Regions from separate parts of the Homo sapiens genome. Here region 2 is linked to region 1. The links are chromatin loops, found by intact Hi-C in ENCODE. Cell type or tissue: Panc1. All regions are shown on one strand. Each heading gives the region's core, and the rest is flanking DNA. Links, peaks and the distances in the headings are about the cores only.

The links. Hi-C counts contacts between places; a loop is a spot of excess contacts. Peaks named below come from ENCODE experiments on the same cell type or tissue, not always from the same donor. Only the 100,000 strongest peaks of a DNase experiment are listed, where the experiment ranks them.
Region 2: a loop joins it to region 1, with 5 times the contacts of the local background. A loop is called at or near these places in 7 of 110 quality-filtered maps.

What each region holds. Positions count from the first base shown.
Region 1 is chr1:104,777,296-104,785,645 of GRCh38, forward strand. No RefSeq gene overlaps it. Among named protein-coding and RNA genes, the nearest start is that of LINC01676, 840 kb to the right of the region's middle. In Panc1, for the core only: CTCF peaks have their summits at 3,385 (motif pointing right) and 3,584; a DNase peak (open chromatin) is centred at 3,416; H3K27ac peaks cover 538 bases.
Region 2 is chr1:105,134,341-105,142,690 of GRCh38, forward strand. No RefSeq gene overlaps it. Among named protein-coding and RNA genes, the nearest start is that of LINC01676, 480 kb to the right of the region's middle. In Panc1, for the core only: CTCF peaks have their summits at 3,279 and 3,481; a DNase peak (open chromatin) is centred at 3,302; H3K4me3 peaks cover 600 bases; H3K27ac peaks cover 949 bases.

The DNA.
Region 1 (8,350 bases), core at 61-8,060:
AGAAAAACCATGCTTTCTAGAAATTCCTAATGCACTTTTCTCTTTTTCTAATTATGTCTGTTTGGAGTAACATGCCCTTTCTTGAACAATTTCAATTGGACAAAGGGATACATAATAGTTAATTTAGATTTGATATCCTAGATCATTCAGGTTGCAAAGAAAATGGAATTTGGATTTCCAATCTAGACATTTTCATTCTGATGTCAAAGTTAAAAGAATATGAGAATTAGGGCATTTTCATGCATGTATATTCTCAGATATTTTTCTATCAAACTCCTCCCTCCAGGAAGCCTCAAGGGAGTATGAACTTCTCAGATGAGAGTGTAACCCAAGAAAGAGAAGACATGAGATCTAGAAAACAGATGAGCCAGAGCCTCAGAAAGATGCTGTAAATCTCAGAATGATCATGAGGAAGATTTTTGGATAACAGTGTTCAAGATACACAAAACACTGTATTAGTCTGTTTTCATGCTTCTGATAAAGGTATACCCGAGACTGGGTAATTTATAAAGAAAAAGAGGTTTAAAGGACTCACAGTTCCACCTGGCTGGGGAGGCCTCACAATCATGGCAGAAGGTGAGGGAAGAACAAAGGCACATTTTACATGGCAGCAGGCAAAGAGAATGAAAGCCAAGCAAAAGGGGAAACTTGTATAAAACCATCAGATCTCATGAGACTTATTCACTACCACAAGAACAGTATGGGAAAGACCTGCCCCCATGATTCAGTTACCTCCTACCAGGTCTCTCCCACAACACATGGGAATTATGGTAACTACAATTCAAGATGAAATTTGGGTGGGGACACAGCCAAACCATATCAAACACCTATTTAAAAAAATCAAGAACTATGTAATAGAAAAAAATTGGCAAAACATATAAACTGGCACATTACAGATGAAGAAATACTAATATTCAGTTAACATGAAATGACATTCAAGTTCACTTGTTACTAGAAAATGATTTTAATGGTATGTACTCTAATTTTAACTATTGCACTTGCTGTAATTGTGCAGTTTTGTTGAGCTAAATAAGTTCTAAATTTATATCTTCATTTAACAGTTAATTCTTATATTTTCATTGGGTAATTTAGTATAAGATCTCTATATCATGAATGATTATCTTGATATAGTAATCTGCATTATTTTAATCAGATTTTCCCCAGCACATGATAAAAAAAAATCTCACGTAACTATGTGTGATATTTGCTTAATATATCGTTTTTACAAAAGTGAATTTCAGGCCATCACAACTGTGAATATGCACTTAAAATACCGTCTCATATTTTACAATGTTTCCTGTGGTGTAAGCTGAAATTTGGGGTTAGCAAACCTATCATTAAAAGAGCACACTTATGTTTTCTTTATAAATTCACATGATGTCAATTAAAACTGCCAAGTAGAGCATATCTTGTTGCTTAGAGGAATATTAATTTTTCCTTTTTAAATAGTCTTATTACAAACTGAATACAGAGTATCTACAAATAATACAGAAACTATTTGTAGTGTATGCCTAGAATGTGAAGACTAAAAATATGAGAGCTCACTTACCCACCAGCCACGCTACAAAGTAAAACATAATCCTTGAAGCCCCATGCATGCTCCTTTCCTGACCCTATCTATCTCTGTCAAACCTCAGAAAACTGCTCTATAGAACTTTAAATATTATTCACTTATGGATGAAAATCCCAGCTCACCACTTCCCAGGTCATTGATTTTCAGCAAGATTCTTGCTCTTTCTCTATTTCATATCAGAATAGAATTTTTATGAGAAAGACATTAAATAATATATAAATTGTGTTTCTATATAGACAGTCCATTGCATACTACAAGCTCCACACATGCTAGCTAGTAATACTGGCAGTATTAGTAATGGTATTAGAATTATACTACAAAGAGAAAAAATAGAATTAGTCATGTATTTTCCTTCCCTGGGATATTTCAGAAATACATCTTGATTTATTGATTCGATGTTTCAAGTCTATTTATTTTTTGCTTTGTCTTTGTTGGAGTCCACATTATCTACAAGAGTTCCACTGACTTCACAAAATCTTGAGACTTAGAGCAGCTTGTTTCTTCACAATCTGTAGAAGATTAAGAAAGGAATTAAGATTTTTAATTCATATGTAAAATTCAGAATGCACACACCCAGAAAATAAGCATTCAGAGAATGTAAACATTTGACACTTCACGTTTACTAGGAGGTAGGGATGGACAGAACCATAATAGAAGGTCCAGAAAGAGCAAAGTTAGCAATAGGAAGAGACAAAAATAGTTAAAAAAAAATACACATCCTGATAAATGTGTATACTATTTTGTTACATTGCAAGGAGAACAAACTTGATAAGAAAAATTTTCATGTGTTCAGCTGCTAGGAATGCCAGGACCATACCACTGTGATCAATGGTAGAAGGAGAGGATTTGGAAATTGACTGGATATGGAGAAGCTACTGACCCAGCTGAGTGCTGGCTCTTTGGAGATATGCTGAAGTCCAAACTTTGTGTAAAAGGGCATTAAAAATTCGATGTATTTAGCTTAGATTTCAGTTTAGAGAGAGGACATTCTGATATTGGATGACACTTGAAGTCTGTGTGAAACACCATAATGTATACAATTATTTCAGAACAGATCTAATATCAACAGTGAAAACACATCAGACATAGGGTCTAGGTTTTACTGTATGTATTTAACCAAATTCATTTACCCATTAGTTCACTTAAATACCATTAAAGCCTAGTATTTTCTAAAATTTTCTAGTGCATCAAGAATACAGCTGTGGACAAGAATGGCTAGAATTGAGATCATGTATAACAAAGGCTATCATTAAAGACTGATGATTAAAAAAGTAATTGCAATGTAGTTTTGATTTGCCCAACCATTTAGAAGTGCACAACAGAGTGCCTAACATCAGATCATTCAGGTTTTAAATTGCTGAATAGGAACCCAAGGCAGAATCTCATTCTTATAAAAACAAGGAGTTAGTTTTAGAGTAGATTCAGGTAAGTGGACACTAAGATATTCAGAGCTCTTTTCAAGTGCACAGACATCAGATCTATAGAATTAGACCACAAATTTCACTGGAAATCTAATAACCTCATTGCTTTGCTTATGTCAGTCAAGACTTCATTGAGGTTAGCCTCAATGGGGATATCCTCATTGAGGATAACTACTAGTAATTAAAATGGGTAGAACTAGTAAAAGATGGGCTTAGCATAACCATAGGTGCCAGGGGTGCATCAACTAAATTTCGTATTTTAGAAGGGTCGCGTATAGAAATCAGGCCCTCTAGTAGTAACGTGCTGTCAGGCTCTCAATTTATAACGTTGATGATCTAAATTCACAGTTAATTCTAATTTGCAGGAGTTGTAGCAAGAAAAAATCAGAAGGGGGCAGCAAAGAGCTATCTGGGCCAGAGAAGATCCAATTTGAAAAGTAGCCAAAGAAGATTACCTTGTGTTAAATTACACAGAAAATGCTCTTCCAAAAGGGTGTCAAACCCATCAGAGTCATGGACCCAGATTACCTTTGACCTACTAGATGTTATTTTGCCCTGGTTTTCTTCCTGTCTCTCTGAGTATGTCTTAGTTTTCTTGCCTGTTTCTCTTTTCTCTATGTAACAATTATATATTTGTTTTCCAGGATTCTGGTCTTCATCTACTTTATTCTTGCTTTCCATACTTGCCGTCTCTTTATTTTAATGTATATTCTCTCATCCACTTCCACAGTAATAATTACCATGAACATTCTGAGAGAGAGCCTCTGCTAGCACATGAGACAGCCTTGGTGAGAGTTAGGAAATCATGCCACCTTTTATTGTATGATTTCAAGTAACTACCCCTGTTTTTACTTAAATCTGCTTCTTTTTCTCCAGCCCCTAATAGACTTTAATAACCTCTTGGGTAAACCAATGGCCGTCTTCAGTCTCATTTCTTTTCCCCTAGGCAAAGGCACAGACTTCAAACCAATAAAATAAACATGGTTTTATGTTAGAAATTCACAAATACCCATCACTAAACAGTCTTCCAATACTAAGACTCTGTAATTACCTTCCAACCAGTCATGTACACTAGAATATGTGGCAGACATGTCAAAAACCAAACTCATTACCTTTCACCAAAAATATATGACTTCTATATTTGCTCTTTTGGTTAATCGTGATTCCTTGTACACCATCTGCCAAGTTTGGATGCTGTTACTAACCCCATTAATTTTAGTTCATAAATGACACCTCAACCTGGAAATGTGATAGCCTTATTGCTTTGTTCATGCCTCAAGACTTCAATGATACTAACCTTGGAGAGTGTAACCATTAGTAATTAAAAATAGATACAACCAAGAGTTTTTGCTAATGTTTTCCATAGACTAGGTTACACCTTCTCTCACAATTTGCTTGCCCATGATTTAGTCCTCGAGTCACTGGCACCTGGTTTTCAGGCCCACTCTTCCAAGGAAACTAACATTCTCTATGACATAGCCTTTCTTTACTAAGTCCAGTGAATCTTTCCGATATACTTTGTTTTTGCGGTGTTTGAAACTACTCACCTCATCTTCCTCAGAATGTTCTCTTCTACCGCATTTAAAGTTCTCCATCCTCTTTTTTCTCTCATGTCCTCTCTCTCTCTCGTGTGTGTGTGTGTGTGTGTGTATGTGTGTGTGTGTTGTCAGCTTCCTCTGACTATAAGAAAATTCTGAAACAATGGTATTTAGGAGATTTCATTTCTCAATCTTCCTACTTCTGTCTCTGTGTCCTCTCTGACTACAAGTAAATAATGAAATATTGATATTTAGGAGAGTTCTGATGTCAGTCTTCCTACTTCTCTCTCTTCCTCCTCTCTCTAGGTGCTGGGATCATTCTCACGATTTCACCTTCTATCTACAAGCTTAAGACTCCCCAAATTTATATCTATCTCTACATGTTTAATGGATGTCTTCACTTAAAAGTCATCAGGTACCTCAAATATGCTCAAGATGTAATGTAGCATCTTCTTCCCTAACCATGATATATTTCTCAAATTGGACACTCTGTTTACAGAATTATTCCCCTACTTTTACAAGCATGAATGATGAAGTCATTTAAAATTCCTTGCTTTACTTTCCTTCTTTCATTCCTCACAAAAAGTCCCATTCCCTTCATTTATCTCCAAAAGTAATGATACTCTTCTTCCCATCATCTCTATTGCTGTTAGGACTTACTGTATCTCCCTTAGATTACTACAATGAAACTTCAATAATCTGTTTTACCCTATTTTTATCTATTCTTCTCCAATCATCCACAATGTGCATCTAATCAATTAACTACCCATATATTTCTCTTTAATTATTCCACAGAATGTATGCAAAAATGTATAAAGTTCTTAAATTTTATTATTTGCACTCTTCAAAAAACTCTCAGAGCTCTCACCTCTCTGACTCTTATATGCTTCTCTCCAGCTGTATTAACAATAATTTTAATATAATACAAACATTTAGTATTTACTATATGCCAAATATCTCAGTTTTCTTAATTATCAGATTTTTCTCTTGTGTCTTTGTGAAGGCTACTCCTGCTTTCTGAAATACATTTGCATACTGTTTGCCAACTCCTGTCCTTGAAGTCAGATGCCAACACTCCCCAAAGGTTTGATGCTCTTTGTACTGATGTCCTTTGTACATGCCCTTTGTATGTGGCATATTTCTATCTGAAAACCACTCAAATGTATTTATCAAGTGTTTACATATAATTGCAAAATGGAAGAAAACTCCAAGTTTAAATAGTCAATCTACCAATTTATTCTACCAAGGTATTATTGAAAACATGATAATATATCATTGACATTTGACGCACACATGTAGATAATTTAAGGACCACTAAATATAATTGAGATCTAAGAGAAATTGATATTTGGTAAATTAGAGACCTAATTATTTTTATGGTTCTTTTAGCAATGCAGCGATACATTCAACATTTGATGTTATGATAAAATTAGATTTGTACTCATTCTGTATATTTGAGAAATTTATTGGTATCTTGTAATCAGGTATTATTGGAATCAGGATATCAGTCAGTTTTGTAGGTCTATAGTTGTCTTGATTACATATTTTCACTAAGCGTTTTTAAAATAAAGTAAATCCTAGCTTTAATCTCCACTTGGTTCTATTTTAAATATCAAGCTATATTTAGAATAATAAAGTCAACTCTCAGTCATATGTCTCAGATACTCATGCTAGCATGAAATTACACAGGCAGATTTCCCCAGCTTTGGAGAAAAGATAAATGGGACCCTGTTATCTTGAATTTGTTGCAGCATTATACCAGACAATAGCCAAAGCTAAGGCCAGGTTTTGTTAATTATATAGATTTTGAGGCAAAGCTTTGCATACGGAAGGGTCTGTATTATTTTTCTATAGTTTAAAGCTTTAATACTATGCAGTTCATTTTCTAGCATGCATAAGCTGCTCTGTAATAGAGTTTCAACAGTTTCATTTCTTTTTATGGAAAAGCAAGTTTCTGACTGTATCAGGACAAAGTACATCAACAGTCATCAAAAAGAGGAAAAGAAAACTTCTATTCCACCAATAATATTTAGTCTCTTGCTTAAATCCTGATTTTAGGTTCACACCTATTTACTGAATTCTGTCTGGCTATTTGTTTTTTACTGGATATTTCTCTGAGGGTTACTTGTCAGGTCTTTCTTCCTTGTTTTGGTTCAAATCCCCACCTTAACCTCTATATTTGCACCATTTTGTATCCAATTTAGAAAGAGATATTTTACTTACAAATCAGAAACTAGAAAGAACTCACTCAGATCACACTTTCCTAAACTGTGAATAAATAAACTTTGTTCATAAAATTATTTAGGAATGTATCTGTAGTCACCTTGTAAGAGATAATATTGAAAATAAAAATTCACATTAATGGTAGGAGCTGATTGAATCCGTTCATTCCGACAGCAATGTGGGTCTTAAGAAGATATTTTTAAATTTCCTCCTCTTTAAAAAAGGAGATTTAAATCTTTCTGCAAAGGAGAAAGACTACATAATCTGTGAGAGTCCAAGAATTCAGGGTACATATACAGGGAAGCCAAGTAGAGCAAGTCAGAGACATCAGTGATCATGTTCAACAGAAGAGGTGCCCTTTATATGAGCTTGTGCAGGTCAACACACTGAGATATTTAAAAATTTCAAGGAGCCAGTCAGTGTTGGGGAAACTTAGAAGCAGGGTTACTTTGCTTCAGAACAGAATTTGATGGGCCCTTATTTTTAAGCTCCAAAACATGCCTTTCATTTTCCTAAAATAGTATATAATTTATGGATTGGCATGTGACAGGTTAAAGACTAAGAATGAATGGTAGAGGAGAGGCATGGAAATCATTTAATGAGCTCAATTAAGGACAGTTACCTGTATTCGACAGAATATATGTTAGCCCGATAACTGGGTCAGCAAAGATTTTGAGCATGAGGTTATGTAACATTTAATAATCAGGGTTCTGGTTTCATCTAGAACTAACCTACATAAACAGCAGCAAAGACAGATGGCTCATATTACTTTTTATGTGCCTTAAAACATTTTTACATGGTTTGTACTAAATTAAAAAAAATACTGCAGCATCCTCCTGAACATATAAATAAAACTTAGGAAATCAATACAAAAATCACTTTTACAGGTTGAACATCTCTAATATGAAATAAAAAATCCGAAATGCTCCAGTTGTTGAGTGCTGACACGAAACCACCAGTGGAAAATCTCACACCTGACCTTATGTGGCAGGTCACAGTCAAAACACAGTCAAAACTTTGTTCCATACACAAAATTATTTAAAATATTGTATAAAATTACCCTTAGGCTATGTGTATTACTTGTATATGAAACACGAGTGAGTTTTGTGTTTAGATTTGGGTTCCATCCACAAGATACGCCATATATGCAAATATTCCCAAATCTGAAAAAACCTGGAATCTGAAACATTTCTGGTCCTAAGCATTTTAGATAATGGATACTCAACCTGTACATAATCTTTCTTGTAGATGAGAGATTGTTGAAACAAGCAGAAAGATTTTTAATCACCCAAATGCTAATAATAACAAATTTCCCCATGAAATCACTGAATCAAGCTCATTTGTGCACTTCTTTTATTTAAGTTGACACTTCTTTTATTTACTCATTAGTTCATTGATTCACTTATGTAATAAAAACATTCTAAGGATCACTTCTATAGCATTTTAGCAATTATTATATGTGTATTTTGGATTATTGAAAGGACTCATATGACTACACAATGTATACTCAAGTGAAATGTTAATAATGACAATGTGTATGATAAAACAGGAGAAGGAAAACACAGGCAAACATCATGGAGTTCCCAGACATTCAG
Region 2 (8,350 bases), core at 264-8,263, 360 kb after region 1:
AAAGACCTAATAGCATTCTGTACAAGTGTAGTACCAGCAGAGTAATTAAAAATTAAGGTAGTCACAAAAGACACAGGTTCTACCCTGGGAGGGCATAAATACACTTACTGTTTAAGTTAGAGAGATCATTTGATTAAATCTAATGTGATAACCTTATTGAATAGAAAATTTTAAAACTTAGGAGAGACTGACTGGGGAAGTTTTTATTTATAGTGTCTAAACTAGAACTAACATCTGTGTAAGTACCATTAGGCATAGTAGCACTCTTAATGTCAGGTTTTAAATATTTCTAGAACAAATGATCTATAGAAGTCTCTGTGAGTTCTAGTTTCCTTAAAGCTACAGGTTTATTTAAGTGGCATAATATAATGCTATCCAAACCTATCATTTACAAGACAGTAATGCTTGGTAGAAGGTATATACCCACTGTTACAAAATCTTCTAAAAATGTAAATTCTATCTACTTAAATTAAAGCTTATCCTCCAGCTCTGCCCCCAATCCTTGAAAAATATTACATCTCTATTTTTATACTGAGTACTTTTATATAATCATTTGGTGAATTCTTTACCTGATCATTTTATTATGCTGTCAGACTTTGTGAAATCTTTGACTTAATTTTAAATTTCTTTAAATAAATATGAATGCATAAAAGGATATTCACAGAGCTTGTGCAGAAGATACATAATTACAATTAAATTAATACGTACCCAATATCCAGCTCAAGAAATGAAGTATTACAATAAAATTTAGATATTTTTTGTCTCTCTTGATCCTCTTACCTGCTTCTCCCTTCTACAAAGGAAATCGCTATTATAAATTGTTTTAATAATTTTCTTCGTTTTCATTATGTATTTACTACCTATGTATTTGTAGTCCCTACATTATTTTCTTGCTTTTAAACCCTGTGGGTTTATTCTGAACATATCCTTCTGCTACTTGTTTGTTTACTTTAATGGCATTATATTCCTGATAATTACTCAGATTGAGGCACAGAGATATCATTTATTAATTTTACTGAAATATAATATTACTTATACATATATATGTACAATTTATTATATGTAATAACTTTATTCCAGTTAATTACTATATTATTCGTAAATTTTAAATAGATCAATGCATATTTAATGAGTATAGTGAATAGTTTTCTTAAAATCACACAGTAATATGACTGAAAAAGAGTAATTAGGATTGAAATACAAATATATTACACTTTATTCATTCCGTTCCTCATATGATGTGTACTACATATATTGAGCTATACAAATTCTCTCATACATTGTAACATAACATCTTTTTTTTCTGGACATCTGCGTGTCCTCTTGCCTGTGCTTGCTTAAGCTATTTTCCAAGACCCATTAAATTTTAGATCTCCTAGTTATCTTATTTTTTATGCACACAATTATACTTTAATTTTTCAAATTTTGTACTCTTATTTTCAAGCTTGAACATAAGATAATTCATTATTTTGGAGCTGCAAATGTGTTTTATGATAGTAATTAAAAATTTCCTAGAATTAGTTACTTTTGCTGTACCTCAAATAATACTAGTGACAAAAAAGTTATCGAAACACATTTGTTTGCTGGTTAAATTATATGATAATAATTTAAATATAATGTATATAACAAATTAAATAATGTTAACAGCAATCTATAAATGATGTATAAGCTGTTATGTGGTGAACATTAGAATTCTCATTGTATGATGTCAAACTCTCTAATCTCATAAATCAATAGTATTATATATTTATAACATAGTATTAATTTAGTTAATTTTTTTCTAAATTTATAGTAACGTATCATTATATTGAATGGAAAGAGCATAAAGCTTAATTTTAAAATGTATTGTATAGTTTCAATTGTTCTTGCTGTGTCTTTGTTTTGGGGTATTTCTTCTATTTTCAGAATTTTTTTATGAATGCTCTACTTGTTAATATTTAAATTCTCCATTCTACATCAGGCATATAAAATTCTCACAAATAATAAAGGGAGTAATAACATAGATAAAAAGTTTATCTCACCTTTTCAAGCGTTTTCTTTTTTTATGATATCTACCCCGTCTTTTGATATTTGCCCTGAAGATAATTTTTTTGCTGGTAAATGGTAACTTTTCAAGAGTCTCTTTAGAATAAACTTTTTCAAAATTGTTTCCCTTTCAAGTTCTCTATGTAGTCTGTAATTGACTGTTTGCTTTGACTTTGGCATTTTGTTTATACTCACACAAAAACGGGAAACCAATAATAATGTTGTTTTCTTTCAGTCTGACAGTTTCACGTATAGACATCCTTTTTTCTTCGTTTCCTTGACTAACACCGCTTGGGGCCATTCATTTAATCTCAGTTGACTTCTATAATTTCTAGATGTTTTGTGATTTAATCCAACTGTGATAAGTGTTTTGTCACTTTCCATGGAGACTTCAATATCACAGTGATTTCTATTTCTATAGTCTCCCTCTACTTATTCTTTATGTTACTACATTTAAAAGAGAGTGATCATATTTTTAGGTAATATTTTAAATAATTATTTAAGAGGTGACAGAAGAGCTCACCTCCAAGGCATCATTTAGAAAAAAAAGAAGTATTTTTGGCATCACTATGTGACATCATCTTCCAAAGCTATATTTTCTGCCTGGTCATGGGATGTACTGCTACTTCTTATCACTAATCAGAAAAGCAGAAATTATTGGTCATGATTAGGTATCAAGAAGAATGTGTTGCTTAGAAACAGAGCTGAGCTCTATCAACTACAAATGTTTTCTATAAGAATTATCTGTGCAACACTGTGGCTTGTTAAGGTAACTGCTATTGCTGAAATACCTATTCATGGAGGTTTCCAAGGATACACTACTACAAACCTTTTCTTAAATTAAGTGGGAGGTAATAAGCATTCAACAAACAGCCTGAAAACCACTGGTCTCTTTAAAATATCCAACTTCCCTATAAGAAATTATATTCAGTTTGATTTGGGCAATACTGTGTAGGGTGTTTTCTTCAAAGGTACGTTTTTCTTAACAATTATCCACTAATTTAAAATTAAGCTTTATGCTCTTTCCATTCAACCCTTAGGAGGGTTAAAGATTGGGGGTGTGAGTGGGGTCAAAGGTCACTATGTAGAGTGGTCTTAGCCTTCCCAATTGTTAAGTTCGAGCACCAGCTGAAGTCTGAGGGAAGTGGGCAGACAGGGGAAGGAAGCTGGAAGAACACTTGAGAGACAGCAGGTAGATGAAACATAGCTTTATTCTGGAGCTCTCTCACATTGTCAGCCTTTGTCTCTGCTGCCTCCTCTGGCTGCAGCCCCTCTTAGCAGCCTGCTCTGCAGCTCCTGCGGCTCCCAAGCTTACAGCTGCACTCCCTGGCGCACTTGCTAGTTCCTGGCTACCACCCCTGCCCGCCTGCCACCCCCTCACCCCCGCAAACACACCAGTGCTTATCTGTAAGATGGACAGCTCTCCCTCACAGGGTTAGCAGTTTCACTCTCTCCCTCTGGGCGCACGCCAGCACTGCTTGCCTAACTCCTGCAACTTAGTGGGAGTATAAGCACTGTAAGAAGTGTGTTCCACCACGGTAGGGGTGCCCTCGGCCTACTCCTGGGGCCCCATGGGCTGCTCATGTTCTGTCTTCTGGGAGATCATGGGGAGTGCAGAGGAGAAGCCTCCTCCTCCTCCTCAGCATCAGACAGAATGGGAGTTTCCAGCCAGATGGATGGGCTCAAGGTCGCACTGACTGCCGTCTCCAACTACTGTTCCAGGCTGTTTATCTGGGCCTCTAAGTGCCCTGTTTGTACCTGGAGGTCCCTTACCCCCAGGTCTTGCTCCAAGCTGTGCATTTGGGCCCCCAGGTGCACATCTTGTGCCTGGAGGTCCCTTGCTTGTGCAGCATCCTGCAGAGACTGAGCATGTACTTCCTGCAGTACAGTCAGAAACTCCAATCCGACGCTGCTGGCAAAGCTGCGCTCCTTCTTGGTACTGTGTGCTTCCAGCTGCTTCATTGCCTTCTTCACACTCATGGGAGGCCCTTCCACTTCTTCCCACGTTTCTGTTGGGGCCCATCCTAGAAGCACCACTGCATCTAGGTACCACAGCCCATGCTGTGGCCACATAGCCTACCTGGGACCCTCAGGGGCTGAAGACCCACTCACCTCATCCTGCTGACTCTGTCAAATGTCAGGTTCCAGCCCTAGTTGGGGTCCGAGGGGATGGAGTGTAAGGAAAATAGATATGCTTTGGTCTAGAATAGGCCGAGGCAGACATCCCGGCCAGGGTGATTCTGCGAGTTTTGGGCGCAGGCCCACAACTCTGCTTGTTATATAACCAGTTTGTGCAATCTTAAACTTGGCTCTGAGCCACCATTGTCCATAAATGGTATAACTACCCTGCTGACACTGTACATGAGGTGCGCACCCAGAGGCAGAGAGTGAAGCTGCTGACCCTGTAGGGAGAGCCAGCTGTCTTGCAGATGGACTGGGGGAAAGGGGAGCTAGGAATTAGCAAGTGTGCCAGTGAGTGCAGCTGTAAGTGTGAGAGTGACAGGAGCCACAGAGCCGGCGGCTAAGAGAGGCTGCAGCTAGAGAGCCAGAGCAGGCAGCCGAGACAAAGGCAGACAGTGTGAGAGAGCAGCTGAATAAAACCATGTCCCATCTACCTGCTGTCTCTCAAGTGTTCTTCCAGCTTCCTGCCCCCCTGTCCACCCACTCCCCTGGGACCTTAGCTGGGGCTTGAACCTGACACCACTGCCATCATCAATTCCAATGCCAAGAGTTTCATCACTGAAATTTGCCTTGGATCCACCAGAACTAATATCATTATGCTCTTTTTTCCTATTTTTGACTATAAATATATGCGACCCCACAATTCCAGACAGGTTTTTTACCTCTCGCTCTAATCCAACCCCTATGAAGCTTTGCACACCCTCAATCTTGCCCATTGTATTCACCTCACACTCAAACTTCAATCTTGTTCCTATGCCCTCTAAAATTCACAGTTTGCCAAATCCCTACATCATTAAATTCGTTTCTAAACTTTGTCCTAACTTTCTAGTTCTAATAGAAACTTAGCCTTTTCTGTCTTGCTCTCCCATAATGAAAATGTGTTCCCAAAAGCCCTCTAAAATATTGGTGATTTTTTCTCCCATATCATTTATTCCAATAGACCTGAAGAATTGGTAGGCATCTTTCTTTAATCCTTAGGTCTACTTTTTAAGTTTCCTCCTTTTATTATTAGTAAATTCTTCAATTTTGAATTTCATGTAATTAGGTTATATACCTAATTACCCCTCATTGTTGTTATCTAACTACCCCTGCGTTATTCCTTCTGAAGGAGATATTATGATGGATGCAGAAATCAGAGTGATGTCATAGCTTGGAAGGGGTCCACAGGCCAAGAAATACCAGGAGTCTTGTAGACGCTCTAAAAAGAATTGAACAGATTTTCTTCTAGAGATCCCAGAAAGCATACGTAAAATGTACTTTTAAGTTACAACCCAGAACTGTACAAGAATATATTTGTGTTGTTTTAAACTACTAAATTTGGGTTAATTTGTTACAGCAGCAATAAGATGCTAACACATCTTCTAAGATGGAAACTTGCATTTTCCTTTTGCACCTATGAAATTTATTTTCAATATAAATGTCAGAGTAATTTTTTAACACATAGGTAAAATTATGTTCCTTATCAGGTGAAAATTCTGCAATGTTTTTCTGTTTTACTCAGAGTAAAAGTTGAAATCTTTACATGAGGTGCACTGCTACCTTTCTGATTTTCTCCCTTGCTCTTTCTACTTCAACCACTATGAACTCCTTACTATTTCTCAAACATATTAGGCACACTCTTACTTCAAGAATTTGTTTTCTTCTTGTATTTTCTTCTTGGAACACTTTCCCCTTAGATATACCTAGATGAATACCTCACCTTCAAAGATGTGCCGAATTTTCACCACTTCAAGGAAGACTACATGAAATCCGTCCCTCTGCCACCTATTTCCTTTCCCTGACATGCTTCTGCTCTAATTTTGGTTTGTTTGATTTTGTTTCCATTGTAGCATTTATCACATTATTGCATAGTAAAATAATATTTATTATGCTTATCATTCATTTTCTGTGAAGCCCATTAGAACATAAATTCCATAAGGTTAGCAATCCTAGTCATGAAAGTGACGTAAGTGCTTAGAACAATGTTTGATATATACAAGGTGTTACAGAATTATTTTTAATAAAAAAATTAATTCAGGGACTTCTATGTAGCAGGCACTGTACCATGAGCTATATTTATAACAGCATATAAAATAAGTGTAGTCTACCTTGCCTGAAGGAAACAGGCAGGGAAAATAAAAGGCAATTAGTCAAATTATGAGTATCATTATATGTGGAGCCAAGTTTTTACATGAGCAGATAGAAAAAGCATTTTACTGGTTTGGAGGACATCAGTGAGGATTGCCTTGAGGAGATGACTGCAACATGAAACACGAAAGAATATTTGCAAGATAAAAGATAACCAGATGAAGGCCAGGAGAGGTTCCTCATGCCTGTAATCCCGGAACTTTAGGAGGACAAGGTGTACAGATCACTTGAGGTCAGGAATTCAAGACCAGCCTGACCAACACAGTGAAACCCCATCTCTACTAAAAATACAAAAATTATCTGAGCATGGTTGTAGGCACCTGTAATCCCAGCTACTTGGGAGGCTGAGGCAGGAGAATTGCTTGAACCCGGGAAGTGGAGGTTACAATGAGCCAAGATTGTGCCAATGCACTCCAGCTTGGGTGACAGAGTGAGACTCTGTCTTAAAAACAAACAAACAAAAAGGATAACAGGATGAGACAGTGAAGAGTATTTCAGGTATATCAAAAATAAGTACACAGGAATGAAGGGAAGACAAAGTATGGTCTTAGAAATCACTAAATTTAGTAAATATAGATTGAAAAGGGAGGTCAGTGATGAGACATGGTGAAGACGTGTAATGTCCATGCAATTTAGAGCTCTGTAGGCCAGAAATAGTGGTTTAGGCATTTACCTATAGCAGTGGGGACACGCTGAATGGTCTTAAGCAGGGAAGCTAAAATGATTATATAGTTGTTTTAAAAAGTGATTAATTGTTTCAGTTATTGGGAAGAACTCACAAAAAGTAAGCTCTATAACGAGACTCTATGATAAACTTGGAAATCATTATTTCAGTAGAGTGATGGCCATGGATGCTATGAAAGTGAAAAAGTAATGAAAGTGACCATTAAAAAATTTAAGAATTGGCCGGGCATAGTGGCTCATGCCTGTAATCCCGACACTTTGGGAGGCTGAAGCAGGTGGATCACGAGGTCAGGAGATTGAGACCATCCTGGCTAACATGGTGAAACCCCGTCTCTACTAAAAATACAAAGAATTAGCCGGGCGTGGTGAAGGGGACCTGTAGTCCCAGCTACTCTGGAGGCTGAAGCAGGAGAATGGCCTGAATCTGGGAGGCAGAGCTTGCAGTGAGCCAAGATCACACCACTGCACTCCAGCCTGGGCAACAAGAGCAAAACTCCATCTCAAAAAAAAAAAAAGAAAAAGAAAAATCCAATAATTTCTGGTGAATACAGAGATTTAGAATTTAGTGGAATAAGTAAGGTTTATGGAAAGTCTAAGAAAAGTTGTTTGCATTTCTGGATTTTTAGGGTTATATTTTAGAAAGAAAACAGGCCTTCAGCTATCAAACAAGATGAAATAAAAAGAACTAGATTTACTCTGCCTCCTGAAACAACAAGTAAAACAATAAAAAGTAAATGAAATACATAAAGCAATGGTTTGCAAAACAGTGAACATCAGACAACGAGTGACATTAATTCCTGAGAGACAAGAGAAACATGACATGAGGCCTACTCTTGCCTCAGGTCACTGACTTTAATTTCCAGGAAATGGCACAGGAAAAGCTCCATGAACTTTCTTAGTTGGAGAGATGGAGCTGAGAGACTGGAGAAAGCCAGACAGATATTATTTTCAAGACAGAGCTCCACTGAAGAGAGCCATACAGAAAATGTTAATATCTGTTGAGAATTCCCTTCAAGCATTCACTTGAGTAACGATCTGTGCATATGTGTGAGGAAACTACTCACATCCAGTGGAGGAACCAAGTGAGAGGATTAGGGAGAACAGAGTTCAGCACTCACATATGGTTGGGGATGATGCCTGTTCTACCAGGCAAACTGTAAAACCTCATAATTCATGGAGGAGAGTAGATATAAGTAGAGTACTCATAAAGGTTTTACATCCATAGTAAAAAGTTCTACCTATTTTTTTAAAAAAATGAGAACCTGAAAGGATCAAATTGTTTCCATGTAAGTTAATTGCATCCAACGAAATTTATAACAATAGTGAACAATTG